Regions from separate parts of the Mus musculus genome. Here region 1 is linked to region 2. A link is a loop called in an ENCODE intact Hi-C map of the cell type or tissue named here. Cell type or tissue: left cerebral cortex. All regions are shown on one strand. Links, peaks and the distances in the headings refer to the core of each region. The heading gives the core; the rest is flanking DNA.

Region 1 (7,753 bases), core at 1,469-6,468, 210 kb after region 2:
TGGCCTCGAACTCAGAAATTCGACTGCCTCTGCCTCCCAAGTGCTAGGATTAAAGGCATGGGCCACCACTGCCCGGCTATGGTCATAGCTCTTATGTTAGTGTGTCTACACAAATTCTTTAGTGCAATGATAACTGCAAACTATAACTTCTGATCTTTGAGACTGGAAAAAGCTCAATGGATAAAGTGTTTGTTGTCCAACGGTGAGAACCAGAGTTGAGAGTTCCAGTACCCATGTGAATGGCAGGTAGGCATGGTAGCCTGCCTGGAATTCCAGTGCTCAGAAGCCTGGAAGGCAGCAATAGGCAGCAATAGTAGTAATAGCTATATTACTACTGATCTCGGGGTTCAGTTGAAAGACTCCCTCAAAAAAATGGAAATCAATCAGAAAAGACACCAGCCTTAGGCTTTCACAATGCTTGAACATCCACATGTACCCACACCCCGACACAAGAACATATATACACATATGCACACACACCACACACCAACACACACACAGCAACACACACGCACACACTCGACTTTGACCTCACCTTCCTTCTTGCACCACTCCAAAGCACACTGGCCTCTGTTTTGCCTCTCAAACATAGTCATAAAGATTGTTCCCATCACTTCATAGATTGATCAATTGTTTTGATTGATTATACTATTCCATATTAGCATGTAAGAGCCCTGAACACATTCTGGCTAGAGGCAAGGTTTCTTCCCCTTCCCTTACTTCCCCATTGCTTTTGTTGGTTTCTCCTTTTCATGAGAACATCAGTCCCATACGACTAGGCATCCCTGATTACCGGAAAACCTAATCCTAGACAGCACCCAGGGCTGTGCTTTCCCTACCCTGACAGTCTTACTGAGTCCTCACTCACAGCACCTAGCACTCTGAGCATTAGCGCCTGCACACTCAAGCCTGGAACTCTCCATACTCTCCCACATAACCTACCCCTCCCACATCCCAGCAGTTAGAACATCGACCACTCAAGCAATGATACCTGATCCTAGGTTATGTTGTAATGCCATAGCACAGTACTGAAGACTGGGCAATTTATAAAGACAAGAAAATGATTTTTTTGTCATTGTTTTGGAGACTAGGATGTTCAAGGTTGAGGTGCCAGCACCTGGCAAGAGCCTTGCTGTTGTAACAATCCATGGAGAGCAATCAGAAGGACAGATGAACAAGAGGTGGGATTCATACCCCTAAGCCCCACCTTGGTGTTGGTCCTCTTCTAAGGGCAGAAGCCCCCATGGCTTAGTCACCTCTCTAATGTCATCCCCTGGTACTTGCACTGAGGAGTCAGTTTCCAACACAGGCTTTGTGCTGGGAGACAGCACACCCACCTCTTTTCACAGAGAGAATGATTTCCCCTAGGAAGCTGAAATGCCTTTCTGTGGGATGCTTCCAACCCCCTACCCATGGTCCTCTTCATCCCAGGATCTGGAAGCATGCAAGTACCCAGATGGACGAGTCTCCGAGAGACGGTCGTGCCTGGTGCAGCTTCACACAGGGAAGCTGACACCACGTCTTCAAACATTTTTAATTGCCCTGTCAAGCTGACAATTATAGAACTAATTATTGAGGAGACAATACCAGATACACTGACTGAATCAAGCGTCAACTGAGTTTTTATGTAATTATGCAATTTAATGAATTGAAGGCTACAGTAATGGACTATTGCTGGTTAATTAGGGACTCCCTTTCTGCTAATAATGCCATTTATTTTCGACTCTCGGTATTTATTTTCAGCATCTAAAGCCTTGGACACGTCTTCCTCTGACACTGACATGTTGAGTGGTTTTCTGAGGGCTTGGCTAACAATTGTGTTATTTATAGGCAGCCATCTTCTTCCATTCTCTGGCTGAAGAACTCCAACTGGTTTCTGTTTTATTGCATGCATCTCATTTAGTCCCTGTGCCTAATTATCCTGCTACTGGGTGAAGTGCTCGTGTTTTTCTTTCTGTGTTGAGGCAAAAAGAAAAGTAAGGGATTGTGGCAGAAGATCATTGGCCTGCATCGTATCAAGGTTAACCCTCATTCCTTTGCAGCTGTGGGTTTCTCTGTGTGGTGCTGGGGATGGAACCCAGGGCCTCTTGCGTGCTAGACAACTGCTTTACCACTGAGCCACAGCCCTAGCACTGGAGTCTGTTTTCATTTCTTACCATCTTCTTGATTTCTTGCCTAGCGTGTTGTGTTCTCAAACTGTAGAGAAACAGCTTTTAGTCAGTCTGGGCCCAGGGGTGGGGTGAGGATAGGGCGTTTTCATGTGAAGATGCTTTGGGCTGTCCCGGTGAGGACATTGCTAATCACGGCTGATGAGTGGAAACCTGGATGTGGCAAAACATAAAGTCACACACAGGATGCCAGGCACAGGCTCAACTTGCCCAGGAACTTGTCAATTATCTCGTCAACGTGTCTGAAGATGAGAAACTCTGGCACAGAGTATCAATAACCATGAAGTAAGTTGATTTTCACCAGCCCAGCTTTAAGGAGGAAAACAAATATTTCACAACATCTAAAACATGATGGAACTGTCAAAAGTATGTGAAGCCAACGACATAAATTGTGAAACATGAGTCACAGGGATGTTTGCTCTTCAGCAGTTAAAATATTTGGAAAGAATTGAAAAAAACTTATAATGACTGTTCCCTGTGCAAAGCCAGTCTCTAGTGTCCAAACCTGGTTGCTCCAAGTGGGTCTTAGACAAAGCTGATCATTGGTGGAGGACATGGGAGAACAATGGTCAAGGTTTTGTTACGCCAAGTTTCTCCGCTGTGGTTGTGAGCCTAGCCTTTAAAGGCTGAGTCATCTCTCCAGCCCAAATTTCCCCCTTTGTAAGATTCAATTATGCCAGCTTTCCAGGAGGACATTTTTGTGGGTCTAGTACCCCATTTCTCACTTGTTTTCTGTCAGTTGATAGGACTGGGCATGGGGTTTATAGAAACCATGATCTGGCTGATCTTTGAGGCTGTTCTCTGGCACCATTGAGTAGTCGTGTGGGTCTGAGGGATCTCAGAGCTAACCCATGACTGCTGATGAACATCTGTGAAGACTAAACCTGGAGCTTGGAATGGTAACATCAAGACACTGATAAATCTATCTTGGCCGTCTCAAAGAAGAAGTTACTCCAAGATGGGCAATCACCAAAGGGAAGGGAGAAGGAAGAACAGGGTGGAGAAGGAGGCTCATCATTCCTACCCAGGTCCCACATCATTGCTCCTAAGCACCCTCTTTTCTCTGCTCTTTTTCCTTGGAAGACTGTCCTCTCTTCCCCTGCTACCATGTTTAAGCAGAGGACTCTCAACTTCATATCCTCAGGCCAGCGAGACACTTCCAATTACATGCCCCAATAACTCTACAAAATGTACCTGCTCACAGCTGTGTCTCCTGCTACCCAGCCCTCCCTTTTAGTCCTTGGACTATTGTTACTGCTGATGCCTTGCTTGTATCCCTCCCATCTACATCCCTGCCCTCTTTCCTCACTCCTCCACATACTCTGTCCCTCAGACCATACCTATACCTTCCTTCTGCCATGCTTCCACAATTGCTCAAATGCTGCATCCATCCCCTTTTCCCAGATCTATGCCCCCAGAGACCCCCAGAGATCTGAGGGGCCTCTTCTTTCATGCTCTCAGCACCCTACTCTCCATTAAAATAGTTTACTTTGGTTGCTGCTATAGTGTCTCAAGTTTTTTCAAAGACTTATTTATTTATAAATATGGGTGCTCTGTCTTCCTGAGGACATCAGATCCTGCTATATAGATGGTTCTGAACCACTGTGTGATGCTGGGAATTGAACTCAGGATCTCTGGAAGAGCAGCTAGTGTTTTTAACCTCTGAACCATCTTTCTGATCCCACCACTCATCTTCTCGTGTGTCACCTTTACCAATCATCCTCTATGCTCATGGTTTGTCCTTAAAGTGAGATATTATTAACTCCTTCCTGCGGATGAGGGAATTAAGGTTAGACAGCCCGGGTCTGTGGTTCAAATGAGAGGAGACAAAACAAAAAATAACAAGAAACATACAAACAAACAAAACAAAAAACAAAACAACCAGTCCCATCAGAATGGGAATCTGATTCTGCCGTGCTGGCCACAAAGCCTTATTACTGAGTGAGTTGCTGGCACACCATCTGTCCTGCCTCCCACACCAGAAAAATAGTTCCTTGAAGATGGAATATATATCTTTATGTTGGTGTCCCCAGTAGCCAGAGATGGCATCTGAGCATCAAGGAATGTTTGACTGGCTTAATGAGTAAGAGGGCACTTGGAATCTCACTCCTCTTTTGGAGCATTAAGAACTTTTTTTTTCCGTAAAGGATGGGGCTGAGACTCCATCAACACTCAGATGCTATTATGCTGAAACTCTAACGAGCTCCCTCCAGCTCATAAACTCCAAAAAATAAGTGACTCATCTGTTTCTGTCCTTGCACCAGTCGTTTCCCATCTAGAAAGAGCTCGATCATGCACCGCTTGCATTGTCCAAGGAGAGATGCCAAGTGAACCAAGCTTAAGGAAATCATTTTCTCTGCCTTCATTGCTTTCCGTGTCAGACATCTCAGTCAATGAATAAATGACACAAAGAGTTGCAGGTAACCCAGCCCTCCTTCTCCTCACAGCAGCTCCTGCTTAAAGTGTGTGTGTGTGTGTGTGTGTGTGTGTGTGTGTGTGTGTGTGTGTGTGTAAAGAAAAAAAGGAAAACTTTATGACAAAGGCAGGAGAGAAGCAAAGTTGGCAAATCCGACTAGATTGGCAGTTTCTCCTCCAACATTGGACTCAAAGTTGGTCTAATTAGCTGAGCTGAGACTAGAAAAGAGATTCCTGCAGGGCTTGCTCCCTCTCGGAACTCTGTGGTAGCAAACCATCTGGAAGACTATGGCAGTCGCAGGATGTTTAATGAACTAAGTGGATCTAGGTACAAGGCATCCCCGGATGCAGCAGTGCTGGCCACTGAGAAGTGGGAAACTGGGGTGGGTGGAGTATGGACAGTAGAGCACTCTATATGACAGAAACAACTCAGGGGAGGAAAGAGCCCTTCAGCTCACATCTCCAGAGGGTTTCATGATGGCAGGGGAGGCCTGGCAAGTAAAGTGTGTGACAGCAGCAGTTCCCACTGCAGCAGGCCAGGAAGCAGAGAGGGTGATGAGAATTAGAGTCCTCACAACACCTTCAGAGGTCAGAGTGTTCCCATCATCCTGTGGAAAGCTTCCTTTAATGTCATGGACAAAGACCACGACAAGTGACTTACTTATATGCCAGTCGGATCTGACCTCCTGAATGTCCCACAGCCTCCCAACAGAGTGTCATCTGCTAGAGAACACCCGTTTCAACCAGGAGCCAGAGGGAGACATTTCAGATTCAAACTATAACTAATAAGTCCTTTCCTAGGGCGTCTTCCCCCCGGACACACACAGTGGTGGTCACTACACACAACCCCTGATGTCCTGTCATGCTCAGCCCTGCCTACAGTGGCCCAGGTTCACACTACCTTCAGTAAGAAGGGATAGAAGCAGCAGAGAACCAGGTGGCAGGTACCAATCAAAGTTTGATAGGTGGGAAGATGACAATTTCTATTTGTCCATAGCAAACCTTGAACAAATGGCTAAAAAAAGCAATAAACGAAATTATCTATCCTAGAGAGAAGGAAGCTGTGAGAACCCATAGGGAATTTAAGACCCAAAAGCACCTGGGTGGAAGAGCACACCCGCAGTGCAGGTCCAGTGGACAAGTGAGGGGGTAGGGGAGAAAAGGAGATGTGCACAACTCCAGAGTGCAAAGGAAAACCAGGCACAATGTAAGGTCCAGCACCTATAGAGGACCCAGATTCAACCGGAGTCAGGTGGCCCAGGGGACTCTGGAGATCCCAGCACAGGTCTCAGCTAAAGGAGCAGCTGCCAGCCAGCCACAGCCCACCATTGCCACATATTGCTCCAGTCTCAACACTGCAAGGTCTTCCACTGTTCCAAGAGAAGCCAGAAACCCAGAGCGTGCGTTAAATCCCACACAGCTGAAGTGTTGGCACTACTTCCACATATTTTAAGATACTTTACAGACGAAACGAGACTGTCTGACGGCTAAATGTAAATGTGCAGCCTCCTTGCTTGAAACGGCTGCAACACAGAGATCCTCTGGTGGGACAGCATGACGGCTCCATGGTGACAGTGTGACAACAGTAATTTCAAACATGATCTCCTCTGGCTACCAAGAATTTCACTGTATAGGAAACTGGAGAGTGTCTTAGAATATAAATACAGATACATAGATAGAAAGATAGATGACAGGTAGGTGACAGAGAATGAAAGAAAAGCAAGCAAGAAAGAAACAAAGAAATAAAGAAGGAAGATGAGTGGATAGACAGATGACAGGTAGATGATAGAAAGACAGATAGGTTGATGGATAGATAGATAGATAGATAGATAGATAGATAGATAGATAGATAGATAGATTAATAACAAATGCAAATATCAGGGGATTCCAAAAGGCTCTGCTCATCCCCTCACTCATCACAATCCTAGGCACCTATCAGTCTCCATGGAGCAACCTGTAAGCAATGGCCACTGGAAGAGGGCAGGTGGTTGCTCTCACCCCTGGCCTTTGTGTTGAGGTCACTAAGATGTTCTCCACAGTCTCCCAGAGTCCCTTGATATGCAGGTCTCTGCTCACCCCCTCTTGATTATTGGTGCATCCTTCACTAGCTTCCCTGCTTCTCTACCTCATAACGCCAGTTCTCCATCAAGCTCTCTAGAATCACCTCCCAGATGAACGCTATGACACCTCTCCTGCACCATGCTCTGCCCCTTGGAAAACCAAACCCAGGCAGTAGATGTCCCAGCACAAGAACTGAATTTCTGAGGCAATGATGGTGGATGTGGAGGGTGTTCTGAAAACAAGGAATGGGCACCACACAAGTTGTTCAGGAGATCCTGAAAACAAACTCTGGGCTTTAACAAATCTTCCAGAATCAATCAATCTGTCTCTCTCTGTCTCTCTGTCTCTGTGTGTGTGTGTGTGTATCTCTTTATCTATATCTCTCTATGCCCTCTATGTGTCTCTTCATGTATCTCTCTTATCTTCCTGTATCAACATCTCCTTCAATATCTCTCTTCTCCTCTTCCTTCTCCTCCTCTTCCTCCTCTTCGTCTTCCTCCTTCTTCTCTCACTCCCTCCCTACCTCCTTTCCTCCCCCTTCAACACTCTTCTGAGTCATTGGCCTGTACTATAAATAAATAAGTTTTTCTATTCTCTAGCAAGGAGTTAATGATATGTAAATGAAGCCCTGGGTATATATAGGAAGACCATGCACAAAAGGACCTGAAGCAGTTCCCTTCATAGAGGTTCAAACACTACTTGTGCAGACACCCTATCCTCAGTGTGGTGAACTCTGAGGAGCCTCTTCTATGCTGAGGTTCATCTCTCTTGAGTCACCTTTGTCACTTTGCCATTTACCTGAATACAACTGATCCACAAAGAATTTTTTAAAAATCCCCAGCAAGCCAGAATTTCCACCATGAATCCACACTCTCCTCTACAAGTATGAAAGCAGCCGTGCTTACATACACTGTTATGGAAATGTATGTCAGTGTAACACTACAGCAGGTTCAAGGGTGTACAACATCTGCTTTCATGGAACTGCTATACAGAACAGGCAAGGACATGCTACTACAGCACTGCTCATGAATGTAATAGTATATAGCAACCAATACCCACTACATGTCCAAGTTTAGTATATCCATGTGTATCCTCTATGGTAATTCTGT
Region 2 (7,753 bases), core at 1,831-6,830:
TTCTAACTATGATCTAGGATTTCTAAGTCTGCATTGTGCGGTATGCATTTTACATATAGGAAGAAGGAGACACAGAGGGAGGACATCCTTCCTCCAAGTTCCTGGAGCAATGTGGCCAAGCAGGGTTCCCAGCTTCTTCCAGTGTCTGTGCTGACCTGGAGTCCTCATGCCTCTGTCTCCCTAGCTCTGCAATAGAAGGCTGGGATTCGGGGCTTCGTGCACAGCATTACCTCCAAATCCTAGGAAACCAACTTGCTGAGTATCAACCATACTCTCCGTGCACACCGAGGACTAAGTTTCTATAGACATGACTCTCTCTGTGACAGAGGAATTCTACAGCCCTTCAGGCTCCTTGAATTGGGACTGGAGCTACAATGATCTACACTGGAGCAATCCCACTTCTCTCTGGGACATTGGTTCTCCAAGCATTTCTACAACCTATTTTTGGTTGCAGATAATGAGCTTCCCTCAAATGTGGTACAAAGAATTTTCTTATGCTTGACATGAGATGGGACAAGGGCATCTCTAGGATGCGTGTGCTCTGAATCTCTCAGACACACTGATCCTGACTCACTAGAATCATGCAGACCTGTGACTGAATGGACAGGGCCTGTTTAGAGCCTGAGTTCCTTCAGATTAACTAGAGAAAGAACAGGACTATATTGAATTGGATGGGTACTTAGCATCTGTGTGAGCACCATTCTCTCTGGAAGCCCATATCTGATTCCATAAAAATCAAAGACAAGAGTCAAGGGGAAACAGCAAGGTGCCCACGACTTTATTTACTATCAGACACCAGAAGGCTGGTGAGAAAAGACAGAAAGAAACTGGGATCCAATTGTATAGACGGATAAATAGATCAGGTCAGACAAAATATGAGACCAGTGTGAATAGTTAGAATCCAGTTTGAGGGGTTAGATTGCAGGTAGAGCAGCCTGTTGGGGCCCCTCTCTGGGGGGGGTGTCAATCAATCCTACCCACCCACCCATCTACCCACACACTCACTCAGATGTCTTATCTTGAGCAGGGTATTGCTGTGTTAAACACCATGGCCAAAAGCAACTTGGGAAAGAAAGGGATTATTTGGCTTATATATCCTGGATCACAATCCACTGAGGGAGGTCAAGGCTGGAACTGAGAATAAGAACCTAGAGTCAGAAACAGAAGCTGAAGCCAGGAAAGGGCTCTGCCTTCTGGTTTGTTCTCCATGGCTTGCTCAGCCTGCTTTCTTATCATACAGGACCACTGCCCAGGAGTGGCATAAGCTGAAATCACCCATATTAATCATTAATAAAGAAAATGCCCCCATAAACTTCCCTTCAGGTCAAGGTAGTAGTGGTGTCTTCTCAGCTGAAATTCTCTACTCCCAGATGATTCTAGCTTGTGTCAAGTTGACCAAAACAAACAAACAAACAAATCAAAACAAAACAACAAAAAAGCAAGCAATGAGCACTTCCTGGTGCACACAGCACACAGGAAACAGTGGTGTGAATATAATCACCAAGCAATTGAGACCGTAGAAATCTACACGCATACACCTTGCTCAAAAGTCTTCCAGCTACCTGTTTGCCAAATACTAAGTAGGTGACAAGACACACACTTACAGGTAGCCCTTGGCATTCAGACCCATTGTGGCCTCTGCTGAGACTCTGCTTGAGAAATGTCCTAAGATGCTTGCCATTTGGAGGATACCTTTCAGTCTCTCAGTCTTGTGTTTGCATCCGGCCTCCGACCGACATCAGGAAGACCAAGGGCAGAGATTAAGGGCCATCAAGACTGCGGCTACTCTTCCTAAGGCCCTGGGTCAGAGATAGCTGTCCCGCTCACAGCAGGGACACAGATGTGGGTTTGTTCAGGGATGGCTTTACTCTAATCAAACTGGGATTAAAGAGCTGACTCAGTGGATCTGTATGTGCTTGGGGTGGGAGGAGCCAGGGAGGATCCAGCCAGTCCTCTCTAAGGAACCTGGGCAACTGGAGGCAATCACCTCCAACTGGGACCTCAAACCAGAGGAGAGCTGTACAGCCTTGGCTAGCCAAGTAGGAGGGGCGGGCCCAATTAAAGTGGCCACTGCAGGAATTTAATAAGCAGGGGACCATTTACCGAGAGAGCTCTGCATTGGAGAACCTGGGCTCATTTCTGAACACAGAAACGTTTGATGTCGGACATCTGACTCTGTGTGGAGTTCTTAGCCAACTCTGCAGAAGGCCCACATCCCAGGGAGAGTCCTTTGAAGGAGCCAGGGCTGTCAATGGAGTTGTACTAATTAGGCAACAGGAGTAGCCCCAAATGCCTGTCTTCATTTGCAATTCAGTGTGTCTCTAATTTGCCAAATATAAAACATCCTCTCTGGAAAATCACATTCAACTTAGTGAGAGAGATTTCCTCACCTGCCAGGTAGGAAGCACTTAAGGTACCAGCTAATTGCCAACTGCCCGGTTCATATGATGTAGGCCTACACTGTGCGGTCTAAGCTGGAGTAAGGCACAGTGTCTCACTCATGCTAGGCACATGCTCTGCCATGGAGTCACACAGCCACACATCTATGGCTTGGGTTCCCATTTTGCAGATAAAGAATCTGGGGCTCATGAAAATGACTCTCCCCTGCCCCATCAATCAGAGGGGGCAGTGGCTGTTGTAGAAAGAGTGGTTCTGAGCTAGAATGCTTGCTCTGTGGGGGATCTTTCAGCAGTGTTCAGACAGTTTGATTGCCCCAGTTAGCTTGAAGGCTATGGAGGAGCAGTTTCCTATCACGCAGAAACCCAAGATGCTGGTAAACTCCTACCATGCTAAGGGCAGCCCCGAACACTGAAATGTATGGGTTATGGGGTCATCTACCACGTGGGCTTCAGAACCCCAGGTGTGTGTGGTTAGCTAGCAGGAGATGGCTTTGCATGTATCAGCTGGCAACAGCTATGGGATTTGAAGAAAGTCACTCAATTTCTCTGAGCCTCATTTATCATCATCTTTAAAACAGTAGGTGAGAGAAGAATCTACAAGACAATATGAGGCAAGTCCTCTCTCTCATCTCCTTGCCTCTCTTTTCTTCCTTTCTAGAGGCAATCGGGTATACATTTAGAAGTTTATAACCTGAGCAAGGCCATTGGCCAGCTGTCGGACCTGAGAAACTCCACCTTTCACTAAAAAACACTTTAGCATTGAGTTTAAAAATCAGGTGACTCTAAAAGACTTAATTTGATATCTTTGTATTCCTAGAATATACATTTATTCACCTAAATAAAATATATGGATCATAATTCATAAAAAAAGCAAAACATGCAGCTTCACTTTCAGGGAGACACGTGGCGCTCAGCACTCAACCCAGTTTGCAGGCAATGAACATCAGGCTCAGGCCTTAAGACTCTGCTTTCTTCCACTTACGTTAATGTGGCTGGGGTGTGAGTGACGGCTCCCAGGACTGATGTTTGACAATGTCCTTGACAATCACAATATTATATTTTCCTGGGCAAAACCAATTGGCCCAGGAAAATGTATATGACCCACTTTGACTTATGAGATAAAAGATGTTACCTCTTTCGTGGGAACAAGTTGGGGGATAAATTCTCTTTTTTTTTTTTTTTTTTTTGTCCTAGATGTGGGCTGGGGGGACTTAGGAGTAGACGCTCCCTTGAGAAAGCCAGCCTGGACTGAGAACAGACACATTGTCCAAGCCTCTGATTACAACCACGTCTGATGCCTGGTCTTTTCATAGTGTAAGAGTCCCAGAGCCTCGTCTGACTTCTACGTTTATGTTCCTTGGGAACAAATTGTTCCGAGGAGCACAGTAACAGCTCAATTCTGTCTGTGCCAGGGACTAAGGTGGATCTGGTCCAGAACTTAACTCCTGCTCTACTGCATATGTTCTTTTTATAGAAGCATGACACATATGCACATAAATATCTATATAAGAAGGAAATGAGATAGGTGTAAGGGAGAGAAAGAGATAGAAGGAGGGAGGAAGGGAAGGAGAGAGAAACACTGGTGTGCAGACCAGTAAATGTCCATAAATTTACAAGTGAGGATCTAGTGAAGCTCGAGCTAGCGTTGAAGCCCAGGGCACTGCTAGCTCTGCTTCCTGACTGATCCTCTAAGCTAACCATGCTCCTGCCTTCTAACGCCACAGGTTAGTTCTGCCTCTTTACTTTTCGGTTGGTTGGTTTATTGTATTTGGCTTATGGTCCCTGCAGTGAGGGCATACAAGCCTTGTCTGCTTCTATTATGTCTTTGTGGGGGTAGCTCAAAGGCTCAGCTCTGAATTCATTAGGGTAGAGAAATTCAAACCATAGCTGGGGGCCCTCTAACACCTCTATGCCTGTGTGCTCTCTGTGGCCCAGCCCTTGCTGATAGGAAAACTCCTCACCAAGGTTGAGAATTCCTTGATGTGCATCCCAGGAGGAACCCCAGGCTGAAGCTGCATCCTGCCTGTGACCCAGCTTCAAAAGACACTCACTCACCATCCTTCCCAGCATAGTTACGGCTTGCACAGAGTCAGGAACAAACTAGGAACCACCTATTGGTGGAAGAGTGTCACTCTCACAGACCTGGAAGATGAGATGTTCTGTCTGCTCTTGAGATTTATGTGAATGAAGCAAGCACAGGGTGTTCTCTGTGTTACCTTTTTCTCACATCAATTCTTTCACTTTATTGACACTATTGTATTTACATTCTGTTCATTTCTGGAGCTGTATCCTTATATATGTTCCTAGGATAGATATGTCGTCCTTTTTAGTTGGCCCATTGTACACTGCACTGTGAGCATTCCTGAATGAGTCTTCTGGTGCCCATGTACATTAACCTCTGTGAACAAGTCAGGCTATGGTGCTTGCATGCAACGCCTGAAACACCATGTTTCAGCATGAATGCAAAGCCAAAACAACATGTTGTTTGGAGGCAGGCTGATCTGAAACTCCTGTTCTTCCTGCTTTGGCCTCTTGAGTGCTGAGAACACAGGTGCATGCCTGGCATGTCATCTTCTGCAGTGACAGTTGAGCAAATGCACACTCCAGCTGTGACAGAGACTCCTACCCAGGTTTTCAGCCACACTTGCCAGGATAGTGTGGCAGCACATTTACTAACACCTGTCTGTCTCTAGTAGTTAATTTTTCCTCTGTCTGTCATCCTTTTACACTCAGATATAAGGACACACAGTGTGGCATCAAGAGCCACACGGGAAGCCAATAGGGTGGAAAACAAAGTGAGCTATCCAGGAGGAATCCTAGGACGCTAAGGCAGGAGTGGGTGGGTGAGTAGAGGACAGAGGAGGGGACAGGGGCCTTGTGAAGGGGAAACTGGGAAGGGGGCATCATTTGAAATGTAAATAAATAAAATAACCAATAACAATGAAAAGAAAAGCGAGTTTTCCAAGCCTGGAGGCTTGGGAAAGTATCTGTAAGATTTCCATTTAGCTTGAACTTTCAAGAGCAGACATTTCTAACAGGAAAGGAGATAAAGAGGGAAGACTGAAGACTGCACTAAGGGAAGTGGTTAGCAGAATAATATTCCCCAAAGATGTCCATATCTAATCAGAAAACATTTATGTTATAAAGTGAACATTCCTGGTTGTGTCATGTGATGCAGACTCACATGGTGTTGTTGAGGCAGTCTCACGAGACATTTTGCTGAGGCAAGGCCTATGGGAGAACATGTGATGTTTGGAGAGAGTATAAACGAACAGTGGTAGGGCACTTGCATAGCTAACTGTGCAGCTCTTTGTTGGTCTTGCATCTTTGCTCATCTTTACTTCATTGAGAGAGGCATGGCAGAGAACTCCTGGCAGTCCAGCTGGTCCTGGTTGCTCCCACTGACTCCCCCCAATTTGGGGGAGGCCTGGAGGTTTCTGCTGGATTATGTTGCTATTGCTGATTTGTGTTTGGTATCCTGACACTGCTGAACTGGCCTGCTGGTATCCTAAAAATGGAGACTGGAATTACCCCAAATAACTACTTCTAAACAAGTCCACATCCCCTTGTCCTATTTACTCTTTCTTTCTCCCCTGCCTTTGGACGGTGGTCTAGAAACAGGGCTCAAAACAATTGAGAACCCTTATTAAAGTAGTCTTTGAAAAATCTAATCCCATAACATTAGTGTGTGTGTGCACCATGGAATACATATGTGCAAAATGGAACACACATGGAGGCCAGAGGACAACTTCAGGGAGTGTTCTCTTCCATTATATGAATCTCAGGGATTCAACTCAGGTCATCTGGTTTGGCAGCATTGCCTTTACCCAGAGTCCCCTAAATGTCCATATTCTTAGTCCCTGGGACCTGGAAGTGTTAGATGAACTTATATATGTGATTAAGTAAAGATGATGAGATAAGAAGACTTGGAGGAAGAGTCGGAAAGAATGTCAGAGTGGAAAGGACTCTTCATGGACTCACTGCAGCTGCGGTCACCCACATAAGAACGACGTAACCAAGCCTGCCTAACTCCAGCAGATGGCTGATGACCCCCAAGTCCAGCTCCTTACTGAGGTCATACTATAGTTTCTGGGGAGATGACACCATTTCTTTTGCAGTGGGTGGCCACCTGTAGGTTTCCCATGCTTCAGTGGGCGGCCTCTCAGCCATGTACATGCAGACAATACTAACTAGATTGAGAGAGTTATAAAGAATAAACAAAAAATAAAGTTGGGAGGGGACAAACTGGGGGAGATACAGGGGGATTAGAGGGGGAAATAAGAGGTAGGTGTGATAATATTTTTTCGTATATATCTGTGAAATTCTTAAAAATAAAGTTTTTTTTAAATTGAATTTAAAAATTAAAAAGAGAGAGATGCTTTAGGACCACCTGGATGGTCCCTGTGAAAAAGATGCTGTTCTGAAGGGCCAAAGTCTGGTGATGAGGCAGAAGGCAGAGGGTGGACTGGCTGGCTTTGAAGTTGTTGGACATAGTCTTGGGAGCTAGCAAAGGCCAGAGGGTAGATTATCCACTAGAATCTTCAGAGGGCTTGCAGTTCTGTTAGCAGCCTGACTTGAGCCACATAAGGGCCATTTTAGGCTTCCGGCCTCCCGAACCATAAAATAATAAATCTGTTTTTCTTAAGGTGACATGCTTGGGCTCATTTGTCATCGCCACTGGGGGTGGGGGGGGGGACTAATCCAAAAGGAGAGGTCATGAGCTCTCACAGGATAAGAGCAAGAACGGAAAGGTCTCCAAGGAGAGGAAGGATCAAAAGCTAGAGAAGGAACTGTCTCCCAAGAGAGGGTTGTCCAGGAACATGAACTAAGTAGGGCTGAGTTATTGGCCCCAGCTAGCCTGTCTCTACTGGTACTAGTTTTCCCTGGAACAGGGTTGTGTTGACTGGTTTTATAGACACAAGTTAGAGTCACTTGGGAAAATGGAACCCTAGTTGAGAAATTGGATCCACCAAATCGGCCTGTGGACATGCCTCCAAGATACTTTCTTAACTGGTGATTGGTGTGGGAGGGTTCAGCCCATTGTGGGTGGTGAAACTCCTAGCCTTGTGGTTCTGGGTGCTAAGAAAGCAAACTGAGCAAGCCATGGGGAGCAAGCCAGTAAGCAGTGATCTTCCCTGAGCTCTGGTTTAGTTCCTACTTCCGGGTTCCTGCCTTGACTTTCTTCCCAATGGACTGTGAGGTGAAGGTATAGGCTGAAATAAATCTTTTCCTCTCCAAGTTGTTTTTGGTCATGGTGTTTTCATCATAACAATAAAACAAGGGGTACCTAGAGGGGACTCCTAGTTCCTAGTAGCATTCAGTGACCTGAGCACCTGACAGTGTTGCCACCTTCT

Evidence for each region. A loop is a pair of places that touch in the nucleus more often than their neighbours do. Peaks named below come from ENCODE experiments on the same cell type or tissue, not always from the same donor. Only the 100,000 strongest peaks of a DNase experiment are listed, where the experiment ranks them.
Region 1: it touches region 2 in a loop (3-fold over the local background); 2 of 42 quality-filtered maps call a loop at or near these places.

Annotation. Positions count from the first base shown.
Region 1 is chr7:125,111,377-125,119,129 of GRCm38, forward strand. No RefSeq gene overlaps it. Among named protein-coding and RNA genes, the nearest start is that of Gm30501, 95 kb to the right of the region's middle. In left cerebral cortex, for the core only: no CTCF peak of the experiment used is centred there; DNase peaks (open chromatin) are centred at 4,185, 4,400 and 6,002.
Region 2 is chr7:124,903,653-124,911,405 of GRCm38, forward strand. No RefSeq gene overlaps it. Among named protein-coding and RNA genes, the nearest start is that of 3100003L05Rik, 200 kb to the left of the region's middle. In left cerebral cortex, for the core only: a CTCF peak has its summit at 4,502; DNase peaks (open chromatin) are centred at 2,151, 3,822 and 4,407; H3K27ac peaks cover 1,212 bases.